2 separate regions of the Homo sapiens genome follow, and region 1 is linked to region 2. The links are chromatin loops, found by intact Hi-C in ENCODE. Cell type or tissue: right lobe of liver. All regions are shown on one strand. Each heading gives the region's core, and the rest is flanking DNA. Links, peaks and the distances in the headings are about the cores only.

Region 1 (9,795 bases), core at 740-8,739, 65 kb after region 2:
AAAATATAAAAATTAGCCACACGTGGTGGTGTGTGCCTGTAGTCCCAGCTACTGGAGAGGCTGAAGTGGGAGAATCACTTGAACCTGGGAGGCAGACGTTGCAGTGAGCTGAGATCACACCACTGCACTCCAGCCTGGGTGACAGAGCAAGACCCTGTCTGAGGGGGAAAAAAAAGAATTATATCAACAGAAATAGCATCAGCATGTACTGAAAGGGACAGAGGTAATGTGAAAGGAAAGAGGCCTTTGAACTTGCTAAATTCTATTAGCAGGAAGCAGGCTGAGAAAAGAACACAGTTGTAAACACAGGCTACTTTTTACTTTGAGGTAGACCCAAGAACCTAGAAGGAGACAGAAAGAGCAGAACCCCTTGGAAAATTATTTCTGAGCCAGAGTAGCATAAGTCCTAACCCTTCAACATTTCCCCAGCTAGATTTCAGAATTACTATGGACCAGCGACTTATCTGTGCTTCCCATTTCCCCTGGTTCTGAACGATTATCCTATACCTATTCCACCATTGTATACTGGGTGCCGAGTGGGGTTGAGGGGTAGATAGGTAACTCACCTCTTGGGATTCACAGGTTTACTCATTGAGAGGGAGTGTATTGCTGGGGATATGCTTAGGGAACCACTCCCAAGGAGACTCACCCACACCTGCATATGGTTTAGATGACAAAAGTCTTGAGTTCAAGCTCATACTGTACCAGTATGAGACTTCAGGGTCCTTCGGAGGGTGGACTGTATTTTGCATGTTAGAAGAATGTAAATAATTTGTGGTCAGAGGGAAGACTATAGTGCTTTTAATGTACGTCCACAATTTTTTTTTCTTTTTTCTTTTTGAGACCGAGTCTCGCTCTTTTGCCCAGGCTGGAGTGCAGTGGCATAATCTCAGCTCACTGCAGGCTCCACCTCCCGGGTTCAAGCCATTCTCCTGTCTCGGCCTCCCAAGTAGCTAGGTATGTCCACAAATCCTTTGGTACTCTTACCTTTAAGAGATAGAGCTTAATTCCTTTCCCCTGAATGTAGGCTAGACTTAATAAGTCACTAGTGAATAAAATAAAGTGGAGGTGATGATGTACAGCCTCAGAAACTAGGTCATAAAAGTCACTGTGGCTCCCCAGTGTCCCCTCTCCCTCCCCACCCTCTTCCCCTCCTTACCTTTCTTTGTCATCACTCTCTCTGGGGGAATCCAGCTGCCATGTAAGAACACTCAGGCAACCCTGTGGAAAGCCCATGTGGTAAGGAAATGAGGCCTCCTGCCAACAGCCCTGGGAGGGAGCCATCTTGGAAGCAGATCCTTAGCCCCAGTTGAAGCCTTCAGGATGCAGCAGCCCCAGCTGTCAGCCTGACTACATCTCATGAGAAAACCTGAGCCAGAAACACTCAACCAGGCTGCTCAAAGAATTTTGACCTCGGAAACTGTGAGAAAATGATTTTGTCATGTTAAGCTGATTGCATGGGCGTAATTTGTTGTTATGTTGTAAAAGATGATACACCAACTTGAGGAATCTGATATTTCTCACAGGAGCAATGGGGTGCAGTGGAAGGCGTTAGAGAGAGGAAATGACATAGAACGTTCTGGGATTAGTGCTATGGTCTGAATGTTTATGTCCCCCCACAAAATTCATACGTTGAAATCCTAATCTGCAGGTGATGGTATTAGGAGGTGGGGCCCTTGGGGGATGATTAAGTCATGAGGACTCTACTCTTATGAATGGGATTAGTGCCGTTGTAAAAGGGGCCTGAGGAAAAAAACAAACAAGTCCATTAAAAAACGGGCAAAGGATATGAACAGATACTTCTTAAAAGAAGACATACATGTGGCCAACAAGCATATGAAAAAATGTTCCACATCACTGATCATTAGAGAAATGGAAATCAAAACCATGGTGCAATACCATCTCACACTGGGCAGAATGGCTATTATTAAAAAGTCAAAAAATAACAGATGCTGGTGAGGTTGCAGAGAAAAGTGAATGCTTATACACTGCTGGTGAGAATGTAAACTAGTTCAGCCACTGTGGAGAGCAGTTTGGAGATTTCTCAAAGAACTTATAATAGAACTAATATCTGACCTAGCAATCCCATTACTGGGTATATACCCAAAGGAATAAAATCATTCTATCATAAAGACACATACATGTTCATCATAGCACTATTCACAATAGCAAAGACCTGGAATCAACCTCAATGCCCATCAACAGTGGACTAGATAAAGAAAAATGTGGTAAATATACACCATGGAATACTATGCAGCCATAAAAAAGGACAATATCTTGTCCGTTGCAGCAACGTACATGGGGCTGGAGGCCATTATCCTAAGTGAATTAATGCATGAGCAGAAAACCAAATACTGCATTTTCTCACTTATAAGTGGGAGCTAAACATTGAGTACACATGGACACAAAGAAGGGAGCAATAACATAGAGGCCTACTTGAGGGTGGAGGGTGGGAAGAGGGTGATGATGGAAAAACTACCTATCAGGTACTATGCTTATTACCTGGGTAATAAAATAATCTGCACACTAATGCCCCGAGACATGCAATTTACCTATATACCAAATCTGCACATGTACCCCATGAATGTAAAATAAAAGTTGGAAAGAAAAATGAATGATTTTCTTAAAAAGTGGCCTGAGAGAGACTCCTCAGCCCTTGCACCATGTAAGGACACAGCTGAAAGGCACTGTCTATGGACCAGAGAGCCTTCATCAGACACCAGATCTGCTGGTGCTGTGACCTTGGACTTCCCAGCCTCCAGAACTTTGAGAAATAAATATTTGTTGCTTGTAAACCACCCAGTCTATGGTAATTTGTTATAGAAGCCTGAATAGAATAAGGCATTTAGAAAGAATTTTCTTGGTCCCAGAGTGAAGAAGGGATTGGAAGTCACAAGATTCACAGAACACTTCATACAGGTGGAGACTCTGAAGCTAGGTGTCTGTGCCACATAGCTGAGCCAGGGAGTTGTACTCTGGGCAGAGGAAGAAGCCTGTGCTGGGGCAAGGAGGCCAGACATTGTCTTATGTCAGAGGTGGTAGGTGTAGGTAGAGAATGAGATTCTGAGCATAACTGTGAATGGATGGTGAGCTGCTTAGGCCCTGAACAGGCCTTTCTACCCCTTCCCCATCCTAACCTCAGCCAGCACCAGCAGTTGCTCCAGGATGTGTTGGGCACCTACAGAAACGCTGCTCAACTTAAATCCCTGTGAGCCCCACAGTCAAGCCGAACTATCCCCACTGTGCACTGGGGATGCAGCAGTGAATAAACAGACAAAATTCTCTGCCCTCATCAAGCTTCCATGTTAATGGAAAAAAGACAGGTATAGAGCAGAAGGAGGTTAGGGGACGAAGACAGGCAATTAATTTTATAGACAGTAAATATATACATAGAGAGAAATACACAAGGTAATGGGGCATTACAAGTTGAGGTAGTTTCAATTCTAAGTAAAGTGATATCTTATCTCAGGCTGCTATAACAAAATACCATCTACTGGATGGTTTAAGCAATATTTATTTTTCGTCGTTCTGGAGGCTGGGAAGTCCAAGATCAAGGTGCCAGCGTATTTGGTGTCTGGTGAGGGCCCTGTTCCTAGTTTGCAGATGAAAGCTTTCTTGCTGTATCCTCACATGACACAGAGAGAGGGATCTGGTCCTCTCTTCCTCTTCTTTTAAGGGAACTAATCCCATCATGGAGGCTTAACCCTCATGACCTCATCAAAACCTAATCACTTCCCAAAGGCCCACTTCCAAATACCACTACACTGGGCATTAAGGCTTCAACACCTGACTTTTGGGAAAACGCAAACATTCAGTCCATAGCAGGTGGTTAGGGAAGGGTTCACTGAGAGGGTAACATGAGCACTTGTGAAGTGAGCAAGTTGGCCACGTGGATATCTGGGGGAAGCGTTCCAGGTAGAGGGAACCAAGTGCAAAGGCTCTAAGGTGGGATCATGACTCCCAATGTCTCTACTAACCAATAAAGAGCTTTATGAAAATTAGAAAAAAAAACTAGGCAAAACATTGGAAACAATTGTTTGCAGACATTGAACAACAGGCAGTAGCATAAGACAGTGATCCCTGAAGAAAGGTAAGCAAATCAAGTTAGCTCTACAGTTCACCCAGCTTTCTGTCTGGAGGCATCTTAGGTGCAGGGAGGGGAAATTCAAATAGAGTCCAGCAGTATTGCTGAGTTGATCTTTGAGACCAAGAACAAAGTTCAGGTAGGCTTAGGTGGCTGTAAGTTGAGGGGCAGAGTACCTGACTGAAGGAAGAAAAACAGCTCCAGAAATCTACATGTGTCCTCTTGAATCACTGCCATGTGCAAGGCTTCAGGTGTGTAGGGTGAAATTCCCTGAGGCCAGGCAAAGAAAGACTGAAGCATTTTAATTTGAACAATTCCTAGAAGTCACACAGGTTAGGAACTATCCCATAAGTGAAGGCTACTGTGGACCCACCCTAAAAGAGCTTAAAAATAAGCCTCAAAATGATCAAAGTAATTAGCAAGTAATTTAACTGCATGCCACTCTTTAACAGAAGACAACACAATTCCAGACCATCAATAGTGTAACATTTACAATGTCCAGCATCCAATCAAAAATTCCTAGACAGGCCAAGAACCAAAAATTGTAGCTCATAACTAGGAGAAAAATCAGTAAATAGAAACAGATCCCAAAATAACAGATAATGAAACAAGTAAGCAAGAATGCTAAAGGTCTTTTCTATCTATATATTTAAAAGAAATAGACAATCTTTCTTCTAAGCAGAGGCAACCCCAAACCAGGGCTCATGGCTTGGAGAACAGAACAAGGGCTGGGTTTTGTCCTCCACTGACATCCTCTGCCAGGTGCCCTCATGCCATGAACAACCATAGGTGACAGCCCTGGTGTCTGTCTGCTCAAGGAACACCAAGGAAGCCCATGTGGCTGGAGCAACATGAGCAAGGGGGAAAGGAGTGGGAGATGAAAGGAGAGAGGTAACAGGAAATAGACTGGGTAAGGCCTGTGGGCCATGGTGAGAATATTAACTTTTACTGTGAGTGACATGGAAGCTATGGGAGGATTTAAGCAAAGGTGATTCATGATTCTTCCAGAGGTTAATGGAGGATGAAGAGGGGGTGGGAGTGGAGGATGGACAACAAAGGAGGAAGCCTCTTCAGTTGTCCAAGCACAGGATGCTGGGGCCTGGCCAGAGAGAGGGGCTGAAGGGATTGGGGTTAGAAGGGTCTCAGAGTGGTCCCTTGGAAAGAGACTTGGCAGGAAGTGGGACAGATGTGCCGTGGGCAGCAGAAGGAGTTAGAGATGGCTCAGTCTCCCACTGCAGCCTGAGGCAGGCAGCGGGGCTCAGTGCTAATGCGAACTGGAAGAGAAACACATCTCAGGGTGTGAAGATGATGCAATGGGTTGGATTCTCCTGGGGAGGAATCTAGTGGCTTGCGAAGAAGAGAAAAAGGTGGGGAGTCTTGGTTGCAGGAGCAGTTAGGGAGATGTCAGCACAGAGGGCAGGGGATGAGTTCATCCGGGGAGTGTGTGAGGAGTGAGAGAAAGAGAAGGAAAGGAAGACAGACCAGACAGGAAGACCCTGCCCCAGAGTTAGCTGAGCATGCTACAGATGGCTGGATGGAGAGGCAAGCAGATGAAATGTCCATGAGAGTGACAGAGAGTGGAAGCCAACCCTGACCATGCCTCAGAAAGAGATGACCCACTTACACGTACACACAAGTACACACACACACAGCAGGAATGATGCGTGGACAGAGCAAATTCCATAAGTTTCCTCTGGAGAGCAGAAGGAAGTGCAGCTGAGGAGGATGAAGGCAGGGGTGGGAGAAGGGGGCTCGGAGAGACAGGCCCACAGACAGGCAGAGACCCAGGGGCAGTACACAGAGGGGGCACACACACTGACTCACGTATGGGAGCTGTCCAGCTCCTGGAAGATGCTCAATGTCCAAAGTGGGTGGATGAATGGATGGCAGAGCAAGTGGATGCACAGGGGTGAGAAGTCACCAAGTGAATGAGAATCAGAAGGAGAAAAGGCTCCAAGTAAAGAGGAACCCACAGATGTGACCCAGGGTGAGACACACAAACACAGTTGTGTTGCAACATGGGGACCAAATCTAGAGGGAATATGGAATAATGAGAGAGAATGGGAAAAGGAAGGAGAGAGATTCAGAGAGGCAAAGAGGCAGATGTGTGCACACACAGACAGACAGACAAGCAGGCACACGGCAGCCTGATCACACACTGGGGACCCTAGAGTGAGACACAGAAAGAGGCCATGCACAGAAGCTGCTACCACCTCACCAAAAGAGCAGGGACACCAACATGCTCATCGGCAGGAGGAAGCCAGCTCGGCCATTGTGCATCTGATAAAAGAATGTGATGCACCTAAACTCTGACATGGAAGCAGACCCAAGACACATTGCTGAATGAGGAAGGCCACTGCCAAATCACATGCACAGTGTGTAGTATTTATGTTCAAACAACAATAACCAAACCAACAATAATAGAACAAGTTTTCTCTTCTTTCCTTCCTTCCTTCCTTCCTTTTTCCTTCCTATCAATCATCTAGCTAGCTAGCTACCAGTATAATTCACATCAGTCTAATAACTGAGGATCCATGTGGGAAAATAAGTAGAAATCAGGATTTGGGAGGAGGTTTCAAAGGAGACTTTAGTCCTTCCTTCCTGAAATTTTAGTGTTTTTTTTCAACTTGAAGTTCCTCCAGCTTCAGACATTCCTCAGCCTTCCTCTGTGCTGACACTCAGAGAGAACTCAGATGCAGGCTCTCAAGATGCCCGTGGTCTGGCGGGAAAGATCCCCCCAAACACATGCATGTGCCTGGCTGTTCCCAGGGGTGTGATCCTGTGATGCTATGGGGGCTTTCAGGGGAGAGGCCCTGGGACTTCATCAGGGAGGATGAAGTGCCTGAGCCAAGAGAAGCCTTGCTGTGTGCCAGGCAGACAGGTGAGAGGCGTTCCTGCCAAGGGCAGCTTGAGCAAAGGCCAGAAGGTGGGGAGAGGGTGAGTCTTTCTGCACTGCAAGAGGTTCCTTGTGACTGGAGACAGGGCAGAAGGATAAGTCACCAAGAGTGTGAGGGTTTGGCCTTGCCCAGAGCCTTAAAGCAGGAAAAATTGGCTTGAAGTTTATCAGGAGGGTGGGGAGGTGGGGAAGCTGGCTTAGTGGGGTTAGGCCAGTGAAGGGTGAGCTGCCAAGTGGGAGATTTAGAAAGGTGGCTTGGGTGGCCTCACCAAGTGTAGACAGGAAGGGGCAAGGCTGGAGATGGGAAACCCGGGAGGCCCTGGGAGCTGACACCCAGATGGGATGGTGGTGGTGTGCTGGAGGCACAGCCCTATGGTGGGACTGGATGTGGTCAGAAGGAGTCAAGAAAGTGCCTGAGACTTGGTCTACTTGTGCTGAGGATGGGGAGCTGGGCAGGTGAGGAGGTTGGAGAAAAGAAGAGCAGTGTGGGAAGGGCAGGGAAGTGTCTAGTCCTGTGTTCAGGTACATGGATGTGCAAGTCCCAGTTCAGGAGAGAGCTCTATGTCCAAGAAGGACAATGGGTGGCCACAGATGTCCTGGGGGTGGAGGAAGCTGCCCTTGGGGAACGGGCAGGGCAGGAAGCGGTGGAGGACTGAGCTCTGGGAAGCATCAGTATTGAGAGGTGGATGGAAGAGAGAAACTGCCCAATGGGTGGGAGAAAAGCCAGGAGCACCCAGTGTCCTGAAGGAGGAGACAGTGGCCTCCCAAGCAAGGATGGGCACCCCAATCAGGACCCCAATGGGCCAGGAGAAATGAGGAGGAAAAAGGGACCATGGGCTTTGGCAAGAAGGAGGTCTATGGAGAGCTCTCTTGAGAACCATGGTGGGCTCAATGTGGCTGAGGTCCCTTGCCAAGGATGGGGTATGCGTGGGCTGGGAATGGAAGCAAGTAAAGCCAAGGGTCCCTTTCCCAGATTTTCTGCAGATGGACAGAGAGAGAAGACAGAGCATGGGAGGAACAGGTCACCAGAACACATCTCTCATGCTGGAAAGCAGACTCAGAAGGAGGGAAGAGGATGGCTGTCACCAGGGCAACCATGCTGGCCATGGGATGAAAGGAGCAAAGGAGGAGATGGGAGATTTGGGAGAAAGAGTCAGCACAAGTTTAAAGGAAGGAGGTGGGGAGAAGGGGAAGCCTGGATTTCTGTCCCTGGAGATGGAGGATGAGAGCATAAGATGAAGCCTGGAGAGGAGGGAGGTTGTTTGGAGCCTGGGGAGTGTATGATGCTGGGAGTATGACTGAGTGGGGCTGAGGACAGGACAGTGAGTATACAGGTCTGGGAGAGGGGAGATGAGCACAGAAATGCAGAGGAGTTTGTGTGCAGGGACCTCTGAAGCCCTGGTGTGGATAGTATGGCCCATGGAAGGACAAGGGCAGAGGGGTGAGGACACAGCCCTGGGGAGCACTGATAGTAGAGATCAGGAGGAAAGAGAAGGGTCTGAGAAAGTGGCCAAGACAGAGCAAACACATGCATATATGCACATGCAAGAACACACACGGTGATGCTTGGAGACTTCCAAAGTCCCTATCACCCCATCTTCCCATGGGTGGTAACTGGTCCTCTCTCCCCCTGGACTCCTTAGAACACAGCCCGGGGTTTTGGAGTCTTTGTCTTCAACAGAGCACTCAGGTGCTCAATGTATGTCAGGTGGTAGGAGGGAGGGATGGATGGATGGATATATAGATGGATGGATGGATGAAAGAGTAGGCAGATGAATGGGTGGGTGGACATATGTATGGATGGGTGGATGGATAGGTGGGTGAATGGGTGGATGGGCAGATGGATGGCTGAATGAATGGATGAATGAACAGATGGATGGAGGAATGGGTGGATGGATGGATGGATGGATGGGTAGATGTATGGATGGAAGGGTGGATGGGTGGATGGATGGATGGAGGGATGCATGTATGGATGGGTGGGTAGATGTATGGATGGATGGATGGATGGATGGATGGATGGATGGATGGATGGATGCATAGATGGATGGATGCATGGATGGATGGATGGATGGATGGATGGATGGATGGATGGATGCATGGATGGATGGATGGATGGATGGATGGATGGATGGATGGATGGATGGATGCATGGATGGATGGATGGATGGATGGATGGATGGATGGATGGTTGGATGAATGCATGCATGGATGGATGGATGGATGAATGGATGGACAAAGGAAGACAATTATCCCCTCATCTCCACACGATGCTGCAGCAGGGACTGAGAGAATGGGGGCCTTTAGCAGCCCCTCGGAGAAAGAGTTGGCAGGGAGGGGGAACAGATGGGCTGTGGGTGGCTAAACAGGAGTAGTCAGAGACGATGCAGGGCTCCTGGCTGCAGCACCACACCGAGGAAGGCACTGACATTCAGTGTTAATGAGAACAGGAAAGGGGCCAGTTTGTAGTGCAGAGATGATTAGATGAGTTTGAGGTACCTCTGGAGGGCCCCAGTCAACACTGGCCCCAAATCTGTGGCATGCAACAGAGAATGAAGGTGGGTGATTTTCAGACGCAGAAGGAGATTGGGGGATGTCCTTACAGAGGCCTCTATGCCCAAGGTGCATAAGGGGCACCTCTTGTGCAGAGGGCAGGTGCAGCGCAAGAGGAGGGAAAGAAGAGAACAGGAGAGGACAGATGGACAAACCTTGGTCCAGAGCTCACCAGGCATGTTGTGGATAGATGGAGTTCATGAGAGTGACAGGGAGGGTGGGACCCAGCCCTGACCATACCTTACAGAGAAGTGACTCACACACA
Region 2 (9,770 bases), core at 28-8,027:
CACAGTGGGCACATCAGCTGAGTCTTAGAAGTGTATGTTGATGCCGCTAAAGAAATCACAAGAGACAAAGTTTTGGTGCGCCTCTACTGCACCGCAGGGTCCTGGGACACTGTGCGAGACAGGGGAGGTACTTTTTTTATTTTTTGTAGAGGTGGTCCCTGTCCTCCAGGAGCTTACAATCTAGCTGGGGAGACACAACTAATGCACACTTAAACAATCAGTACAATTAGCGATTACCACAATATTGACCACAACTGCATGAGACCAGGGAAAAGCAAGATCAGTGAGGGGCAAGGGGGGTTCAGAGAAAGTGTTTTAGTAAAGGTGGGATTCATTTACTTTTACTGCTTGAATAGTTCCAAATCAAGTGACACATTATTTTGGAGTAGGGTGGGCTTGGGAGGCAGTGAGGAGGAAAGGGGAATCGAGAGAGCAAATGCAGCGAGGCTGGAATGCAAGTGCCCTGGGCAAGGGACAGCGAGAGGGCCCCACTGTATTTCTTAACCACCCTCCTTCCTCAACTGTGCCCTCCAGTCCCGCCACACAGGCACGCGGTTGGTGCTGCACCAAGATTCAGGGCGTCGGCTGGCGATGTCAGAATGTCCATTCTGCTGGCTGGTGCGGTGTTTTGATTTCCATGGTGGGGCCTGCTGGCATGGCCCTGGCTTCGGGGCTGGGATGGTGCTGTCCCGACTTTGTCCAGATCAGAATGCGGTGCCTATGCCCAGATCTCAGGGGTCTGCTCCCCCTATCCCCCCTCCTCTCTCGACCCTGCCCCTTAGTGGGACCGGTGCAAAGGGGTTGGGAAGGGATCTGGTATCTTCGTCATTGTCGGTACTGCTTCTCCGGGGGTCTACTGGCCCCTCACTGACCTTGCCAAGTGCTCCTCTGGCGAGGGAACACAGGGGACCCCACATTCCTGCGCGGCACTGGCTCCCGTGCTGGCCGAGATGCACAGGAGCACCTGATGATACGGCCGCCCAGGGCTGGGAGCTGGGGCCTCAGTTGGGGGCTCGCTGCCTGCGCTCCCCCAACACCTGCCGCCCGGTCCGCGACACCGTGTATGCCAGCTTCTGCAGGGAGTACCTGAACACCTGCGACGAGAAACCCAGGACCCACCCTTAGTGGAGAGCACCCACAGCATGTCTGTGGTGCTGCCGTGCCCACCCCCGCCCCACCCCCTGCCCCGCCCGCCCATCCAGCGTAGGCTGGAGAGGCGGGCGCGGGCGCAGCTTGTCCACGAGTCAGGGCAGCTGGAGCTTTTCCAACTGTGCTGAGAGCTGCATGGCGGCAAGCTGATTGGACCCACAACTTAGGTATACCTCACTTCTCGCAATGGGCTGTGTCCCTGGAGGATTTCGAAAAGCGAATCCTACCCAGTAAATGCAGCATTCCAGGAACACCTTGAAGGAAATATGCGATTCCTTTGGCAAAGGATTCCTTTAGCAGGGAATTCTTCCTGCAAAGGGAGCTTTTAGGGTAAATGATTTTATGGGCAAAGCGCTTTCTTCTGATTTATCTCTTTTTACACCAAGCGCTTTTGCCTCTTTTTTATTTTTTTTATTATTATTTTTTTTTTTGTAAAGCAATTGTCCTTTTTTGGAAGTGCTTTTTTTCCCCTTCTATTTTTCTCTCGAGGGGCTTTTTCCTCTAATTTTTTTCTTTAAAGCGTTTTTGCCCGATCCATTTTTTTCCGTTAGCTCCCTTGTCTAATTTTTTTCTGCAGTGCGTTTTTAATCTAATGCATTTTTTTCTGCCAAGTGCTTTTCTCCGATTTATTTTTCCTGCAATGCGCGTTTTTCTGTTTTCCTGTGAACTACTTTTTCTCTAATTCGTTGTAGGGTTTTTTTTTTTTGCGAAGTAATTTTTATTTTTTCTGAGAAGTGCCTTTTTCTAACTTATTTTTTGTTCCACCCCCGCAAGCGCTATATGTTTTTTTAAATAAAATTTCTCCGCAATGCGCAATTTTTTAAGGTGGAAAATTTTCACTCTGCGAGCTGTAAAGTCTTTCAACACAGTAGTGCCCCGCCTCCCTCCTGGGGTCGAGTCCGGGTGTAGCGGGTTTTTCTTACCGCGTAGGTCGCTAAATGCCTGGGTGATCGTCCGCAGCGGTCGCCCGCCGCGCCCCGAGTCTTTGTTCCCTGGCAGGCGCGGGCGCACTAGGGAGGGTCAGCGCGAGGAGGACGGCGCAGGGAATGGGCAGGGGGCGCGCGGTGCCGGCAGCGGCACTTGGGCAGGCAAGGATCGCGGCAATCGGAATAGGACGGGTCCGGGAAGCGGCAATCGCGACGCAGTCTTGCGGGTTCTAGGGGCGCGAGTTGGGAACCCTCTCCCACCCGAAACCCCGTCAGACTTACCTGCAGCAGCACGCGGAAGATGTACCAGCCGATGATGAGCAGTTCAGCCGAGGCCGCCGCCACTGCCGCCATGGTTCCAAGAATGGTAGGTGGGTGGTCGAGAAAGAGGGTTTGCCGAGATCCGCTGGTCTCGGAGTCCGCTGTTGGGCGCACTGCCGCAGCCGCGGTGGCCGCGCCTTAAGTACCCGCCCGCCACCTAAGTGCGCATGCGCGCCTTGGGGGGTGTTTATGAGGAGGGGTGGCTGGGGGCGCTCCTCATTCGCCAGGAGAGGAAAAAAATAATCCATCTGCTCTTTCCATACCGACCCCCGCCTCCTGAGTTCCATCTTAGCCCCCTTCCAGAAGATTCCGCCGTGCTTGCTTTTGGATTTTGCTTTAAAATGGAGGGGTACCACGACTCTGGGTAGAGTACAGGGCGAGAATGGGGGTGCAGGTCTCTTAGTGTGGCGCCCTTCTCCCCAGTCCCTGGCCTGCAAATTTGAGCTCAGTCTCCGGTGCCACTCCAAAGCCTACCTTGGGGATGGATGGAAAACCGAAATTAGGGAGGGGTCATCTGCCCCATAGAGCAAAAAACGTGGTGCCCCTTTCAGAAGCTTTGGCATAATAGGCCCGTGCTCGGCGCTCTTTTCCTGATACTGAATGAGTTTTAAGCCCAGGTCCTCTGCTTCATGAGGGTGCCTGAGCGCGTAACCCGTCTGATTCTTTACATCTCTCTTACGGTAGCGAGGAGATGAGAATCTGCGGTGGAGGTCGCTACTGTAGGGAGCTGAGCCAGAGCACTGCGCTTTGGGCGCAAAAGCAGTAGTCACCCGGTATCTGTAGGAGGGATACAGGAAGGATTGGCGCCCTTCGTATGCACGGAAGGAATGAGCTCTACGGAGAAGTGGTTGGAATATGCTTGGGGATAGTTTTCTGCTGGACAGGTCGTTTCGACCTCAGTCTTCCGCTCCCCTCCCCCAAGCCCTGGTAGGTCGGCCTTAGCCAGTGGGGTTCTTTGTACCCGTTGCGCTGTGCGGCTGGATCACCGAACGGGGTTACGCTACCGCTACCGGAGGGTTGTGGCTACCGCAGCCCCGTTTCCAAGTGAGGCGGGTCCCTTTTAGACCGCCAGTCTTGTGGGTCCCTCGCACAGCGCGGATTTTCGGGCGGGAAGACCGGAATGCGGTTTGTGAGTGTGGTCCCCGCGCACCGGTAGCCAGCCGAAAGCACCTCTTTCCAGCAAGCTGCCTGGCCCAGGGACCAACTGGCATTTGCCCCTATGTGGATAGAAAATTAATTTTCATTAAAAGCTCCCAGAGGTCAGGTTCTATACAGTGCCAGCAGCAGATGGAGGTGTAATGATCCAAACGAGTTCAGTTTGGACAAAGTAGCATAGTGACTTTTTTTCTACATTGACTTTCGGAGAAGTTGGCAGATTCTGGCAAAGTGACGCTGGGCTGTTTGAAAAAGGCAAGCTTAGCCTAGGCTGCCATCTTAAAATATTTCGAGGCTGTAGCTGCCTCAGGATCCTTTGCCTGTGGTCTGGTGGCCGGCAGTGCCCCGCTAACAGCTTTAACTCTGCACTTAGTGCCTGAGCACCTATGGCTGTGAGAGATGCTAGATACAGAACCCTGTCCTTACCACGTGGGGGCACAGCAGGGAGCCCTTGGTCGTCCTTTGGCAACCACTGGGCGGTATTGTGAGGTCTGGGCCCCTTGAGGACGGGCTGCAGCCCCAGGAGGCGATACATGATCTCTGCTGGGCAGGGCCCAGGCAAAGCCAGCCCACTGTGTGAAACCGTGCCAAAGAGCCCTCTCCCCGATCCCCCAGGAGAAGCCCCGGGGAGACATCCCAGGAAGCTTCCCGAATTAGTGACTTGGAGAGGAGTAGAACTTTCACGGGTGGGCAGGGAGGAAAGGGCATTTCACATTTGCTGTTGTTAACCATGATCCATTTTCCCAAATAAGTATACATTCTGTTCCTGTTTTTTTTTTTTTTTTCTTTTTTTTTTTTTTTTTTTGTCTGTCTGTCTGTTCTTTGTCTGTTTGTCTGTTGTGTTGACTTTTCTCTTCAGGATCCCTGCTGCCTTGGTGATCCCGGGCTGACAGCCAGAGAGCACAGCGGCTCAGCTCCTGGAGAGTGAGGGTTGAAGAAAGCGGAGGGCAGCCGCCTGCGCCCGCTGGCTCCCATTAGGTCGGTTCCTGCAGCGGTGCCCGGCAGCCTTGGTGAAGGCCCTGCCCGGCAGAGATCATGTATTGCCTCCAGTGGCTGCTGCCCGTCCTCCTCATCCCCAAGCCCCTCAACCCCGCCCTGTGGTTCAGCCACTCCATGTTCATGGGCTTCTACCTGCTCAGCTTCCTCCTGGAACGGAAGCCTTGCACAATTTGTGCCTTGGTTTTCCTGGCAGCCCTGTTCCTTATCTGCTATAGCTGCTGGGGAAACTGTTTCCTGTACCACTGCTCCGATTCCCCGCTTCCAGAATCGGCGCATGATCCCGGCGTTGTGGGCACCTAACGGCCTGCCCTGTTAGCTTTCCAAGGAAGCAGAAGACGGGAGGGGAGGCATTGACATAGGTCATAAAGCATTGGAGTTTCAAATCCCGCAGCCTCGCGGGTGTCACATTCCTGACGGCGCCTTTTTGGCCTGTGATGTTTTATCCTTACAATGTGAATAATGGCACTGACCGGTGCTTTTATTGTAAAGTCCTATAGTCGTGGGTGGTCTTGTGGTTGTGTGTGTTCTGTCCCCATCTAGGTCCTGGCTGGCCGCATGACCACCCCTCTCGCCTCATTACTGTGAGGAGTCTGGGTCCATCCTGGTCAGCTGCCCCAATGTGACCTGGGGCAGATAAAATGCCAGTCTCATTGTCACCTCTGTGACCCCTCCTTGTCAGGGTCTCCTTCCTTCCCAGAATGTTACTGACTCCTCAGTCCCTCTTCTGGTTTCCCTTTATTTCTCTTCTACCCTTTTCCTTTTTTGGGGAGTACCTGTCCAAGACAGGGCTCATTTTTGCACTTATCTCGAATTTGAAGAGATTGCTGACGCCCGAGAGCCTCGCTTTTTCATCCTTCTTTCCTTGTTCAGCAGGCTAGACAGAAACATGTCTTGACTGTTAGTTGTCCACAAATCTTCAGTATTTTCTCCACTTCATTTTTAAGAAAGGAAGCAACAGATAGATGTTGCTCTTTCACCTGGGTGTCTGGGCTCAAGCTTTCCCGCCCAGCCTCACTTCCTTTGCCCTTCCTCCTGCCTTTCTCAACTGTCCCAAGGAGGGGGCCTCATTGTGTCTCCCGTGCATGCTCTGCAGCATTGAAGTATGGTGTGTTCACGTAGTTCTAGCAGTCCCCAGCTGAGTGAGTGGGAGAGTACCTGTGTGTTTCGTAACGGCCTTGATCCCCTTGATAGATGTTTGGATATTTTTTGGTGTGCCCTGTGTGTGTGTGTGTACAAATACATGTGTATATTCCTTTTAAAGAAGCTTTATCGAACGTGGTCTGATTTTGAGGTTTAGCAATAGCTAGCTATATATGGTAGGTGCCGCTACAGTTTTTATTTAGCATGGGGATTGCAGAGTGACCAGCACACTGGACTCCGAGGTGGTTCAGACAAGACAGAGGGGAGCAGTGGCCATCATCCTCCCGCCAGGAGCTTCTTCGTTCCTGCGCATATAGACTGTACATTATGAAGAATACCCAGGAAGACTTTGTGACTGTCACTTGCTGCTTTTTCTGCGCTTCAGTAACAAGTGTTGGCAAACGAGACTTTCTCCTGGCCCCTGCCTGCTGGAGATCAGCATGCCTGTCCTTTCAGTCTGATCCATCCATCTCTCTCTTGCCTGAGGGGAAAGAGAGATGGGCCAGGCAGAGAACAGAACTGGAGGCAGTCCATCTAGGGAATGGGACTGTGAGGCCATACTTGTGAAACGTCTGGACTGCTATTCTAGAGCTTTTATTTGGTGTGTTCGTTGCACAGCTGTTTGAAATGTTTAATAAAGCTTTATAAACTTTACTTTGTGGTTTTATGTGGCTGCAGTCCATTTGGGTCGTGGTGTTGGATTTCGGAGTTGGTGGGGGGCAGGGGGAAGCATGGAGGGGCTGAGTCTTTGGCGCCAGAGTACCTTAGCCTGAAAATTTGATCTGCTTTCTGGAGAGCAGATGGTGGGGATGGGGGAGGGGGAGCAGGGGGCAGGACAGGCGGTGAACAGGAGGGAGTCTGAAAGTTTTCAGAGATGAGACATTTGCGTTTCTCAGCTCCCATGGCTTCTTGCCTGAAATTGTTTCCCTCCATAGGAGATTTGAGTAACCGATCCCTTGACAAACAACTTAAGACAGCTGGAGCTCTAATCATCAAGGATTTTTATGGTGCTGCTTTTGAAGTAAAAATAGTGAAACCCCTTATGGCATTTCAAGTGGAAAAATAAATAAGACTGGCTGTCCAACCAGCCGGATGTAAGGTGATGGCTGGAAGTGCCGAGAGTGGTGTGGTTCCATGTTGTAGGTATGCACGTGCTCCCATGGCCATGACCTTTGAGACAGTGTAGGCTAGTTTGTCAGGTCCTGTGCTGAGTATTCACCTCTGAATCTCCTTCTTCTAGAAAGCATGGTAGGAATACTGCCTGTCCAAGGCACAGGGCTGTCGTGAGGTTTTATTGAGTCACAGTCGTGAAGGGCTTTGGTAATTTCATAGAAGATCACCTGTTCTACCTAGGCTTTAAATTTGTTGCTATAAAATTGAGTATGGTTTTCTCCTGTTCACTTAAGTCTCCCCATTGTCACTTTATTCCTTTTTTCATTCAAAACTTGCCAAAGATTTGTCTATTTTAGAGGTATTTTCAAAGAACCAAACTTTTATCGATCATATCTGCTGGGTAATTTTCTTACCTGATTCTTTTATGCTTTTATCTCTGAATTCTTCTTTTCTGTGTTTCTGGATAGATTTCGTGGTTCTGCAAAGTCTTGACAAGCTGAGGAGTCATACCTGGAAAGGATGGTTTGTTCAACAAACATTGAGACCCTGTACTAGGCTTGCTGGGGATTTCAGGGGCAAGACTCAGACCTGACTCTTCAGGAGCTCATGATTGTAGCCTAGTGGGAAGACTTAACAAAATAGACAATTGCAAATTCCAAAAACAAAACAAACAAAAAAAAGGCTTTTGTGTCCCTACTCTCCTGTGGCGACACCTGGATGATAAATGAAGCCAAGATTATTGCTTATTTTGCTCTCCCTCGGAAAGCAGCTTTCTGTTTTAGGTCAAGCCCGCTTAAGAGTCACAAACAGGCCTCCCTCTGAAAGATTTGTGGCCCTTTCCAGCAGGGAGCCTGCAGCCCACCCCTTCCCAAAGTGACTGCCAAATCAGCATTCTGTCACCCCACAGTGCTTCCTACCTTGCCAGGCAACCACCCCCTCTTCCTGAACTGCCTTTTAGGAAAATGAAAAGTAGATACCTTTTCTGGAAAAGAGTAGGGGCAGCAGGCCTTAGAAAAACACACAATTACATTGGTCACTGTGGCTCAGTGTGAAACGGTTGCCCACATGGTACCTAGTGACCACAAGACACCATAAGGCCTAGGTCTGGGCTTCTTTAGGAACTGGTTCTTACCCTGCTGTGGGCCCCAGTTTCCAGAGAGGTAAAATGTGGTCTTTGGAGCAGACAGTTTTTCTAGTCCTAATATCCTGGGAGTTCTTTCTCCCAAGATCTAGGGTCTTCCTGGACCCATTTGAGGATGTTAGCTGGGCTCTGAGTAGGTGGCAGTGCACTTTCAGGATGGCATGGGCTTTATGCTTTAGTCAGTGTACCATGTGAGCCCAGGTATTTCCTCTGTCAGGAAGCTTCCCTGGATTTCTTCTCCCTGGGGATCTACTTGACTGGAGCGTTTCACTCAGCCTTCTGTTGAGTGCTACTGCTAGTGTTACGCAGACTTCCCCTTCTGTAGCGACTGAGTTCATGGGCTCCTCTTGTCTCCCAAGGGGGCCTGCATTGTCAGTCATTTGGCTGGTATTTGGCAGAATCCCATGCAGGAATAGGCCTTGAGACTACAGGGTGGACAGTTCCTGCCATTAGGGAGCCCTCCAGGCTAATGGGAAAGGGCACAACATTGAGCAGATAATGCCAGCGATACACAACCGTGGACTGTGTCAGCTGCTAGAAGAGAAGGTCTAAGAGGGGACCCAATGTAGGCCTGGAAGGATTGACTTTCAGGTGGAGACCTGAAGAACAAATATAAAGGTTTGAGCAGTGAAGTAATGAATGAGATGTTATTATTATTTTACCATCTAATCAAGCATCTCTGCTTACAGATAAAGAGACTGGGATGAAAGTAAAATGAAGGACCACCACTATCTGGCTGCCCTAGAATCAGAACCCAAAAAGGCTTTTTGGGATAAAGAGGTCAGTCTATCTAAAGCTAGCAAATTGTTGGGAGATACTAAGGAAATCTAAAGCTGAAATGCTATTGGCAGGCCCCTAAACTCAGCCCTAAGAACTCTTCATTTCCATCCAACTGGGAACCATCACAAACGAGGATCTGATGGGAGTTGGGGAGTAACCCAGTCAGAACAGCCTTTGAGATGGGATTCTGTCGGCAAGAAACAGGACAGCATTTGAGTGGTGACAGTAGCAGGGCCATGGAGAAGGCTACTGGCTTCTCTAGATGACTGGGAATGGGGAGAAGTAGACATAAGGAGTGAGTGTGGGTGAGGCAGGGACACAGGAGAAAAGGTAGGCTGGGGAGAAGGAAGCAGTGAAAGATGATAGAAGGAAAGCCAACTCCTATTGAATAGCTGCAGGAAAGGAGGCCAGAGAAGGGCTGTCACCTGTGTCCATTTGGTGGGCAGAGCCAGAACCCTGTCTTCTACCATCCAATGCAAAGTTCACTCCCCAACGCACCAAAATGTGTGAAAGGGCCACTGTTCTGAAAAGAGGAATGACTGAAGAAGTGCTCTCCCTGATGGAAGATGGTCCTGCCTAGGGAGCTTGGCCTGTCTCAGCCCAGCAACCCTCCCTCCCCAGTATCTTCCTGAAAGTCCCAGGAAGAACACAGTTTGATCTGCCAGGCTTCAAGGGGAGAATGAAGTATGTTGAGAAAAACTTCTATTGTTAGGCAGGCTTGAGGTGAAGAAGAGAACCTGCCTAAGCAGCAACTGAAGGCTTCAGACAGAAGCCTTGGGTCTCCCTTTGGGATCCTGGAAAAGGGACTCAGAGGCTGGGCAGAGATAGACTTTAAGGACTGAAGAACCTTGATGCAAGGCTTGAGAGAGTCCCAGCGCTTACGCCCTGCCTTTGTGACTATACCTCACCTGTCTCATAGAGAACACACCACCACTACAGCATCGGCCCCAAGGCACAGTCTCCGTAAATGTTATTTCCTCTGTTTTATGGCTCCCTGCCACTGGCCTTTACTAAGCTCCAGCCTGTTAGGGATGTGATCTGATCCC

Evidence for each region. Peaks named below come from ENCODE experiments on the same cell type or tissue, not always from the same donor. Only the 100,000 strongest peaks of a DNase experiment are listed, where the experiment ranks them.
Region 1: it touches region 2 in a loop (4-fold over the local background); 2 of 110 quality-filtered maps call a loop at or near these places.

The regions. Positions count from the first base shown.
Region 1 is chr20:37,449,608-37,459,402 of GRCh38, reverse strand. No RefSeq gene overlaps it. Among named protein-coding and RNA genes, the nearest start is that of NNAT, 67 kb to the left of the region's middle. In right lobe of liver, for the core only: no CTCF peak of the experiment used is centred there; no DNase peak of the experiment used is centred there.
Region 2 is chr20:37,513,991-37,523,760 of GRCh38, reverse strand. It overlaps BLCAP (BLCAP apoptosis inducing factor), which reads left to right. Exons shown (of 2, transcript NM_006698.4): 2 at 4,411-6,344. The coding sequence starts at 4,587. The coding sequence ends at 4,850. NNAT (neuronatin) reads right to left here and starts at 2,511. Exons shown (of 3, transcript NM_005386.4): 1 at 2,358-2,511; 2 at 1,323-1,403; 3 at 71-1,094. The coding sequence starts at 2,429. The coding sequence ends at 1,002. RefSeq lists enhancers at 3,439-4,302, 4,303-5,166. In right lobe of liver, for the core only: a CTCF peak has its summit at 3,963 (motif pointing right); a DNase peak (open chromatin) is centred at 4,470; H3K4me3 peaks cover 359 bases; H3K27ac peaks cover 1,209 bases.